Regions from separate parts of the Homo sapiens genome. Here regions 2 and 3 are each linked to region 1. The links are chromatin loops, found by intact Hi-C in ENCODE. Cell type or tissue: B cell. All regions are shown on one strand.

Evidence for each region. Hi-C counts contacts between places; a loop is a spot of excess contacts. Peaks named below come from ENCODE experiments on the same cell type or tissue, not always from the same donor. Only the 100,000 strongest peaks of a DNase experiment are listed, where the experiment ranks them.
Region 2: a loop joins it to region 1, with 8 times the contacts of the local background. A loop is called at or near these places in 2 of 110 quality-filtered maps.
Region 3: a loop joins it to region 1, with 14 times the contacts of the local background. A loop is called at or near these places in 4 of 110 quality-filtered maps.

The regions. Positions count from the first base shown.
Region 1 is chr19:49,338,965-49,341,464 of GRCh38, forward strand. CD37 (CD37 molecule) reads left to right here. Exons shown (of 8, transcript NM_001774.3): 7 at 366-449; 8 at 1,287-1,642. The coding sequence ends at 1,364. It overlaps TEAD2 (TEA domain transcription factor 2), which reads right to left. Exons shown (of 13, transcript NM_001256660.2): 13 at 1,631-2,473. The coding sequence ends at 2,360. It also overlaps a transcript of SLC6A16 not described here. Among named protein-coding and RNA genes, the nearest start is that of CD37, 4.8 kb to the left of the region's middle. RefSeq lists an enhancer at 500-1,475. In B cell, no CTCF peak of the experiment used is centred here; DNase peaks (open chromatin) are centred at 7, 537 and 1,497; H3K4me3 peaks cover 1,956 bases; H3K27ac peaks cover 2,500 bases.
Region 2 is chr19:49,265,299-49,267,798 of GRCh38, forward strand. All of the region lies in intron 2 of LOC107985340 (a long non-coding RNA gene), which reads left to right. Among named protein-coding and RNA genes, the nearest start is that of MIR4324, 42 kb to the right of the region's middle. In B cell, CTCF peaks have their summits at 1,255 (motif pointing right) and 1,456; a DNase peak (open chromatin) is centred at 1,273.
Region 3 is chr19:49,469,515-49,472,014 of GRCh38, forward strand. ALDH16A1 (aldehyde dehydrogenase 16 family member A1) reads left to right here. Exons shown (of 17, transcript NM_153329.4): 17 at 792-1,536. The coding sequence ends at 953. Among named protein-coding and RNA genes, the nearest start is that of FLT3LG, 3.4 kb to the right of the region's middle. In B cell, a CTCF peak has its summit at 947 (motif pointing left); DNase peaks (open chromatin) are centred at 96 and 887; H3K4me3 peaks cover 465 bases; H3K27ac peaks cover 2,427 bases.

The DNA.
Region 1 (2,500 bases):
TCGAATGGGGCGGGGCCTGCGGGAGGGGGAGGGCTGTCAGTGAGTAGCGGCCTGAGAAAGGGCGGGGTCTACGAGAAAAGGAAAGGTACGGCAGGAGGGGCGGGGCCCTCTGAAGGGGGCGGGGTCTGCAGGAAGGGCAGGGCCTAAAGAAAAGGCTGGGCTGGCTCTGGAATACAGATGTCTAGGGAGGGGCCAGGCTTGGAAAAGGTGAAGCGAGGGTGCACTAGTAAGGAGACTAGAGTGCCCTGGTGACTAGGGGAGCGGGTAGATGCCTGAAGACGGTGAGGGTTGGCCTGAAAAGAACGCTGGGCCTGGGCTTGAGAGTCCCAGAAAGAATCCCTTTAACTTTTCCCTACACCCCCCAGGGCTGCGCGCAGGGCCTCCAGAAGTGGCTGCACAACAACCTTATTTCCATAGTGGGCATTTGCCTGGGCGTCGGCCTACTCGAGGTGATCTGGCCCCGCCCCCACCCGCGATCGGCCCTAAATCCCTAGATGGCCCTGCCCTTCATTTCGCGTCCTTCGGTTGCCTGGGAAGGACGAGCTCAGGGCGGAGCGCAGCCCACCCCGGCCCTCCCGCCGCTCCACCCAGCACCGGAGGGTGGGGGCGGCCCAGCTTCAGGGAGCCCTGATTGGGTGTACGCAGGGAAAGCCTCCTGCTATTGGCTGCGATCTCCCTCCCCTTTCTCCGCAGATGACTGTCATGGTGCTGAGCGTACAGCTACAGCGCAGGGCACTCCGCCGGAAATGCGAGCCGCACGTGCCGGGCGCTGGGGATTCGAGCCCCGGGCCCAGCCTGATCGCTGACGGCGGCGGCGGGCACAGCGGCAGTCTGTGGGGTGGCTGGGGCATGGCGGGTGCCTGCCCCAACTGGGGAGACAAGGCACCGCAGGGCAAGCTGCCCATGGCCCTGGGGCTCTGGCCGCTGTGGGTTCAAGACGAGGACCAGCCTGACACTGGAAGTGCGGGCGCAGAATTAGAGGAGGCACAATTAGAGGCTGAGGCAGAGGGGGAAGACAGATGAGCCTCCAAAATAAAGGACCCTGGGCTTGCTTCCGACCTTACTCCTTCTCAGCCTCTACCCCCACTTGTAGCAGCTATTCCCGCCTCATCAGCCAGCCCTGCGGCAGTTCCCGTCGAGCCCCGCCCTTTTCTACCTATCCCCTTCTCCAGCCCCTTCCCGCCCAATTCACGGCCCCACCCCTGACCTTTCTCGCCCGGGTGGGCATCACCCCCGTCTCGCCAGCACCCCTTCGACTTCTCTGACCTCATCTCCTTTCTCTATAGCTCGGGTTCATGACGCTCTCGATATTCCTGTGCAGAAACCTGGACCACGTCTACAACCGGCTCGCTCGATACCGTTAGGCCCCGCCCTCCCCAAAGTCCCGCCCCGCCCCCGTCACGTGCGCTGGGCACTTCCCTGCTGCCTGTAAATATTTGTTTAATCCCCAGTTCGCCTGGAGCCCTCCGCCTTCACATTCCCCTGGGGACCCACGTGGCTGCGTGCCCCTGCTGCTGTCACCTCTCCCACGGGACCTGGGGCTTTCGTCCACAGCTTCCTGTCCCCATCTGTCGGCCTACCACCACCCACAAGATTATTTTTCACCCAAACCTCAAATAAATCCCCTGCGTTTTTGGTAAAATAGCTTTATCCTCTGTCAGAACACAAACAAACAAACTTTGAGAGGGGAGGAAGGAAACCGTCTAGCTCAGGGCTCACTTAGGAGAGGGATGAGATTAGAAAGTTCAACACACTGCTTGTGCAGCGGAGATAAAGTCAAGACCCTAGCACCCACTTATAAATATCTCGTTATATTAAAAAAAAAAAAAATGTCCAGGGCCCACCTGGCTCTGCTCCTGCACAGAAAGGGTTCATCTTCACTTTGTGATCTCACAGGTCATGGAGTGAGGGTGGTAGAGAGGGGCAGAAATTTCAGGGGGAGGGGTGGCTGGGAAAAAGTAAAGGGGACAAGCCAATGTGTAACTAGCGCTCTCCAAGACATGCAGAGGAGTGGGGGTGGCCTGTCAGGGGCTGAAAAGAAAAGCCAGTGCTGTACCTGGGGGGTTGTCTCACTCCTGTCCCCACAATCCCTGATACTCCGGAGTGATCTGTCCTTTCAGACACCCACTGTGAGGTCCCAATATCGGGGTTTATCCTTTCCTCAGTCCCAGCCTGTTCAGCTCTCCAACCAAGTTTTGGGGGCCCCTCTAATGGGGGGGATGGCCCCAGTTGCTTAGGCCTCTGAGGTCAACCCCTTTACATCACAGCCCTCTCCCCAAATAAGAAGCATGAGGTGAGCTGGAGGACCCTCCCTGGGAGGAGGGTGTTCTGGGGGGTGAGCCAGTTTTGGGGTCCCCCTTCAGTCCCTGACCAGGCGGTAAATGTGATGCTGGGCCCCACGCTCGCTGGTGGAGACCTCGAAGACATAGGCGGTGCAGAGCAGCAGTTCCTGGGTGTCTCTGTTTGTCACCACCTGCCAGGAAGGCCAGGACAAGGGACT
Region 2 (2,500 bases), 74 kb before region 1:
GTATATATTAGATCCCCAGAACTTAATAATCTTATAACTCAAAGTTTGTACCCTTTAACCAACATCTCCCCATTCCCCATAAGCCCTAGCATCTGCCAAAGCTGCACAGCAGGAAAAAAAAAAAAAGAGGCTAGGCGCGGTGGCTCACGCCTGTAATCCCAGCACTTTGGGAGGCCGAGACAGGTAGATCACGAGGTCAGAAGATCGAGACCATCCTGGCTAACATGGTGAAACCCCGTCTCTACTAAAAATACAAAAAATTAGCTGGGTGTGGTGGCGGGTGCCTGTAGTCCCAGCTACTCGGGAGGCTGAAGCAGGAGGATGGCATGAACCCGGGAGGCGGAGCTTGCAGTGAGCGGAGATTGCGCCACTGCACTCCAGCCTGGGTGACAGAGTGAGACTCCATTTCAAAAAAAAAAAAAAAAAAAAAAAAGGCAATCTATGGAATCAGAAAATATTTGCAATGTACATCCGAAATATGAATGGAACTCATACAACTTAATAGCAAACAAACCAAACGACCTAATTAAAAAGTGGACAAAGGACCTGAGTAGATATTTCTCCAAAGAAGACATACAAATGGCCAACAAGTATATAAATAAATGCTCAACATCAGCCGGGTTCAGTGGCTCAGCACTTTGGGAGGCTGAGGCAGGTGGATCACCTGAGGTCAGGAGTTGGAGACCAGCCTGGCCAATATGGTGAAACCCCATCTCCACTAAAAATACAAAAAATTAGCTGGGCATGATGGCATACGCCTTTAGTCCCAGCTACTCAGGAGCTGAGGCAGGAGAATCACTTGAACCCCGGAGGCGGAGGTTGCAGTGAGCTGAAATCATGCCACTGCACTCCAGCCTCCTGGGCAACAGAGTGAGACTCCATCTCAAAAAAAAAAAAAATGCTCTGGCTATTCAGGGTCTTTTGTTATTCCATACTCTGGGCGGCAAGCCACCTAGGAGCCAAGGCAAGAGACCGAGGGCATGAGCTGTTCCACTATAGTAAAATATGTAAAAACAACAAGAGTTATACTAGATCTAGATCATAGACATGATTACATATGAATATCATTAATCATTAGTTTGTAGCAATTACTCTTTATCCCAATATTATAATAATCCTCGCTCTACAATCATAACCTAGGAAAAACCAGGCCATACAGAGACAGGAGGTGAGCGGACATAGTGAGAAGTGACCAGAAGACAAGAGTGCGAGCCTTCTGTTATGCCCAGACAGGGCCACTAGAGGGCTCCTTGGTCTAGCGGTAACGCCAGCGTCTGGGAAGACAACCGTTGCCAAGCAGACTGTGGTCTAGCGGTAGCGTCAGTGCCAAGGAAAAACACCCACTACTTAGCAGACTGGGAAAGGGAGTCTGCCTTTCCCCGGGGGAGTTTAGAGAAGACTCTACTCCTCCACCTCTTGTGGAGGGCCTGACATCAGTCAGGCTCACCCGCAGTTATCCAGAGGCCTAACCATCTCCCTGTGATGCTGTGCTTCAGTGGTCACGCTCCTAGTCCGCTTTCATGTTCCATCCTGTACACCTGGCTCTGCCATTTAGATAGCAGTAGCAAAATCAGTGAAAGTACTAAAAGTCCCTGATATGCAGAAATAATGGCATAAGCTGTCTCTCTCTCCTTTCTCTGCCTCGGCTGCCAGGCAGGGAAGGGCCCCCTGTCCAGTGGACACATGACCCAGGGGACCTTACCTATCATTGGAGATGACTCACACTCTTTACCCTGCCCCTTTGTCTTGTATCCAATAAATAACAGCACAGCCAGATATTTGGGGCCACTACCAGTCTCTGCCTCTTGGTGATAGTGGTCCCCCGGGCCCAGCTGTCTTTTATCTCTTTGTTTTGTGTCTTTATTTCTACAATCTCTCATCTCCACACACACGGAGAAAAACCCACTGACCCTGTGGGGCTAGTCCCTACACCATACAAATTTTAGGATTTTTTTGTGAAAAATGTCATTGGTATTTTTGCAGGAATTGCATTGAATCTGTACATTACTTTGAGTAGTATGGACACTTTAGCAATATTAATTCTCCCAATCCATGAGCATTGGATGTCTTTCCATTTATTAGTAATCTCTTCAATTTCTTCCACCAATTTTTTATAGTTTTCATTGTAGAGATCTTTTACCTCCTTGGTTAAATTTGTTCCTATGTATTTTATTTTTGTTATTATTGAAAACAGGATTGTTTTCTTGATTTCTTTTTCAGATAGTTTGGTGTTGGTATATAGAAACACTAGTGATTTTTGTATGTTAATTTTGTGTCCTACAACTTCACTGAACTTGTTTAATCTAACAGGTTTTTGGAGAGGCTGTAGGGTTTTCTATATATAAGATCATGTCTTCTGCAAACAAGGACAATTTGACTTCCTTCTTTTCAGTTGGATGCTTTTTTTTCTCTTGAGATGGAGTTTCGCTCTTGTTGCCCAGGCTGGAGTGCAATTACATGATCTTGGCTCACCACAACCTCTGCCTTCTGGGTTCAAGTG
Region 3 (2,500 bases), 130 kb after region 1:
CTGGGATTACAGGTGTGAGCCAGCACAACTGGTTGAGTCTACTGTTTTTTTTTTTATTTTATTTTATTTTATTTTATTTTTTTTGAGACAGAGTCTCACTCTGTCGCCCAGGCTGGAATACAGTGGCACGATCTTGGCTCACTGCAACCTCTGCCTCCCGGGTTCAAGTGATTCTCCTGCCTCCCAAGTAGCTGAGACTACAGGCACTCACCGCCATGCCCAGCTAATTGTTGGGGGTTTTTTTTTAGTAGAGATGGGGTTTCGCCATATTGGCCAGGCTGGTCTCGAACTCCTGACCTCGCGTGATCTGCCTGCCTCAGCCTCCCAAAATGCTGAGATTACAGGCGTGAGCCACTGTGCCCAACCAATTTTTACTTTTTAAATGGAGACGGGGTCTCGCCATATTGTCCAGGCTGGTCTCAAACTCCTGAACTCAAGCGATCCTCCCGCCTCAGCCACCCCAAGTGCTGGGATTACAGGAGCGAGTCACCGCGCCCCACCGTCCACTCTCTTAAACCTCCTGTTGGTAACAGATGTGAACTTGTTGACAAGAGCCTTGGGGCCCATTCCTTTCAACATGGGCTGTTAAGGGAGAGGAAATTCCCTAACCACTGGGTCCAGTGCTTTTCCCTACCATCTGGAAGTTCTGCTTGGGAGGAGCTGGGCATTGTAGCTGCAGAGCCTGGGTCCAGCCTGAAGCCCCTCGTCAGTAACAGTCTTCATCGCGGAGGAAGCAGGTGCTCAGCAACAAGCCTGCAGAAGTGCTTACCCCCGTCTCTTCCTCCCCTCAGGGTTCCCAGTTTGTCGAGTGGGCCTCGGCAGGAAACCTCAAACCGGTGTGGGCGAGCAGGGGCTGCCCGCGGGCCTGGGACCAGGAGGCCGAGGGGGCAGGCCCAGAGCTGGGGCTGCGAGTGGCGCGGACCAAGGCCCTGTGGCTGCCTATGGGGGACTGATGCCTGAGCGCCACCTACTGCATTTTGGACACCTCACACCAAGGGGAGATGCACCCCACAGACACCTGGGACTTTCCCCTTCTGGTTCCTGTGTCTCCCAATAAACTCTCTGACCAACCCTAGCTGTGCTTCTGCGAGAAGAAAGGGTGTAGCAACTTCTGGCAGATATGAGGCTTTTTTCTTTTTTTTTTTTTTTTTTGAGACAACGTCTGGCTCTGTCACCCAGGCTGGAGCGCAGTGGCACAATCTCGGCCCACTGCAGCCTCGACCTCTGGGGCTCAAGGGATCCTCATGCCTCAGCCTCATATGTAGCTGGGGCCACAGACATGCACCACCACACCTGGCTCGAGGCCATTTTAGTTCTGAGGTTGAGCAGCTCAGGAGCCGGCTCCAGCACGGTGCTGTGTTTGTGAAACAGAGAAAGGGGACCCCCGAGGACCCCAGACAGGGCCTTAGGACTCTCATATCTTCTTGTCTTCTCCATCTGGTGGCTCTTGCTCTCTGGTTTTCTCTACCTTTTCATGGCCCCAGAATCCATATGCAGTAAAGGAACTCTCTGGAATAAAATTAAAGTCCTCCTATATGACTTTTGTCAATTTCCATGATGTAAATGCTCCCACCGTGCCGGATTTCAAGGTACAGGTGATTAAACAACTGCCTGCGAGATCCTGAATTGTTAACAGGTCAGCTCCCATGAGCCAATACGAGCCGCTTCAGCACACCACTGCCTTAGGATTCTGGTTGTGGGTGGGTTTTTTTGGTTTGTTTTTTGTTTTTTCGAGACAGAGTCTCTCTGTCGGCCAGGCTGGAGTGCAGCGGGGTGATCTCGGCTCACTGCAACCTCCGCCTCCCAGGTTCGAGCGATTCTCCTGCCTCGGCCTCCAGAGTAGCTAGAATTACAGGCTCGCGCCACCACACCCAGATAATTTTTTGTATTTTTAGTACAGACGGGGTTTCACCATCTTGGCCTGGCTGGTTTCAAACTCCTGACCTCAAGCGGTCCGCCTGTCTTGGTCTCCCCAAAGTGCTAAGATTACAGACTTAAGCCACTGCGCACGACTGTTGATTTTTAAATAAAGGATCTTGCTCTGTTTTTTAGGCTGTAATACAGTGGCGCAGTCACAGCTTACTGAACCCACCCTCGACCTGGGCTCAATCCTCCCACCTCGGCCGGGCGTGGTGGCTCACGCCTATAATCCCAGCACTTTGGGAGGCCGAGGCAGGTGGATCATGAGGTCAGGAGATCAAGACCATCCTGGCTAACACGGTGAAACCCCGTCTCTACTAAAAATACAAAAAAATTAGCTGGGCATGGTGGCGGGCGCCTGTAGTCCCAGCTACTTGGGAGGCTGAGGCAGAAGAATGGCGTGAACCCGGGAGGTGGAGCTTGCAGTGAGCCGAGATCGAGCCACTGCACTCCAGCCTGGGCGAAAGAGTGAGACTCCGTCTCAAAAAAAAAAAAAAAAAATCCTCCCACCTCAGCCTCCTGAGCAGCTGGGACCACAGGCACGCACCACCATGCCTGGCTAATTTTTTTTTTTTTAATA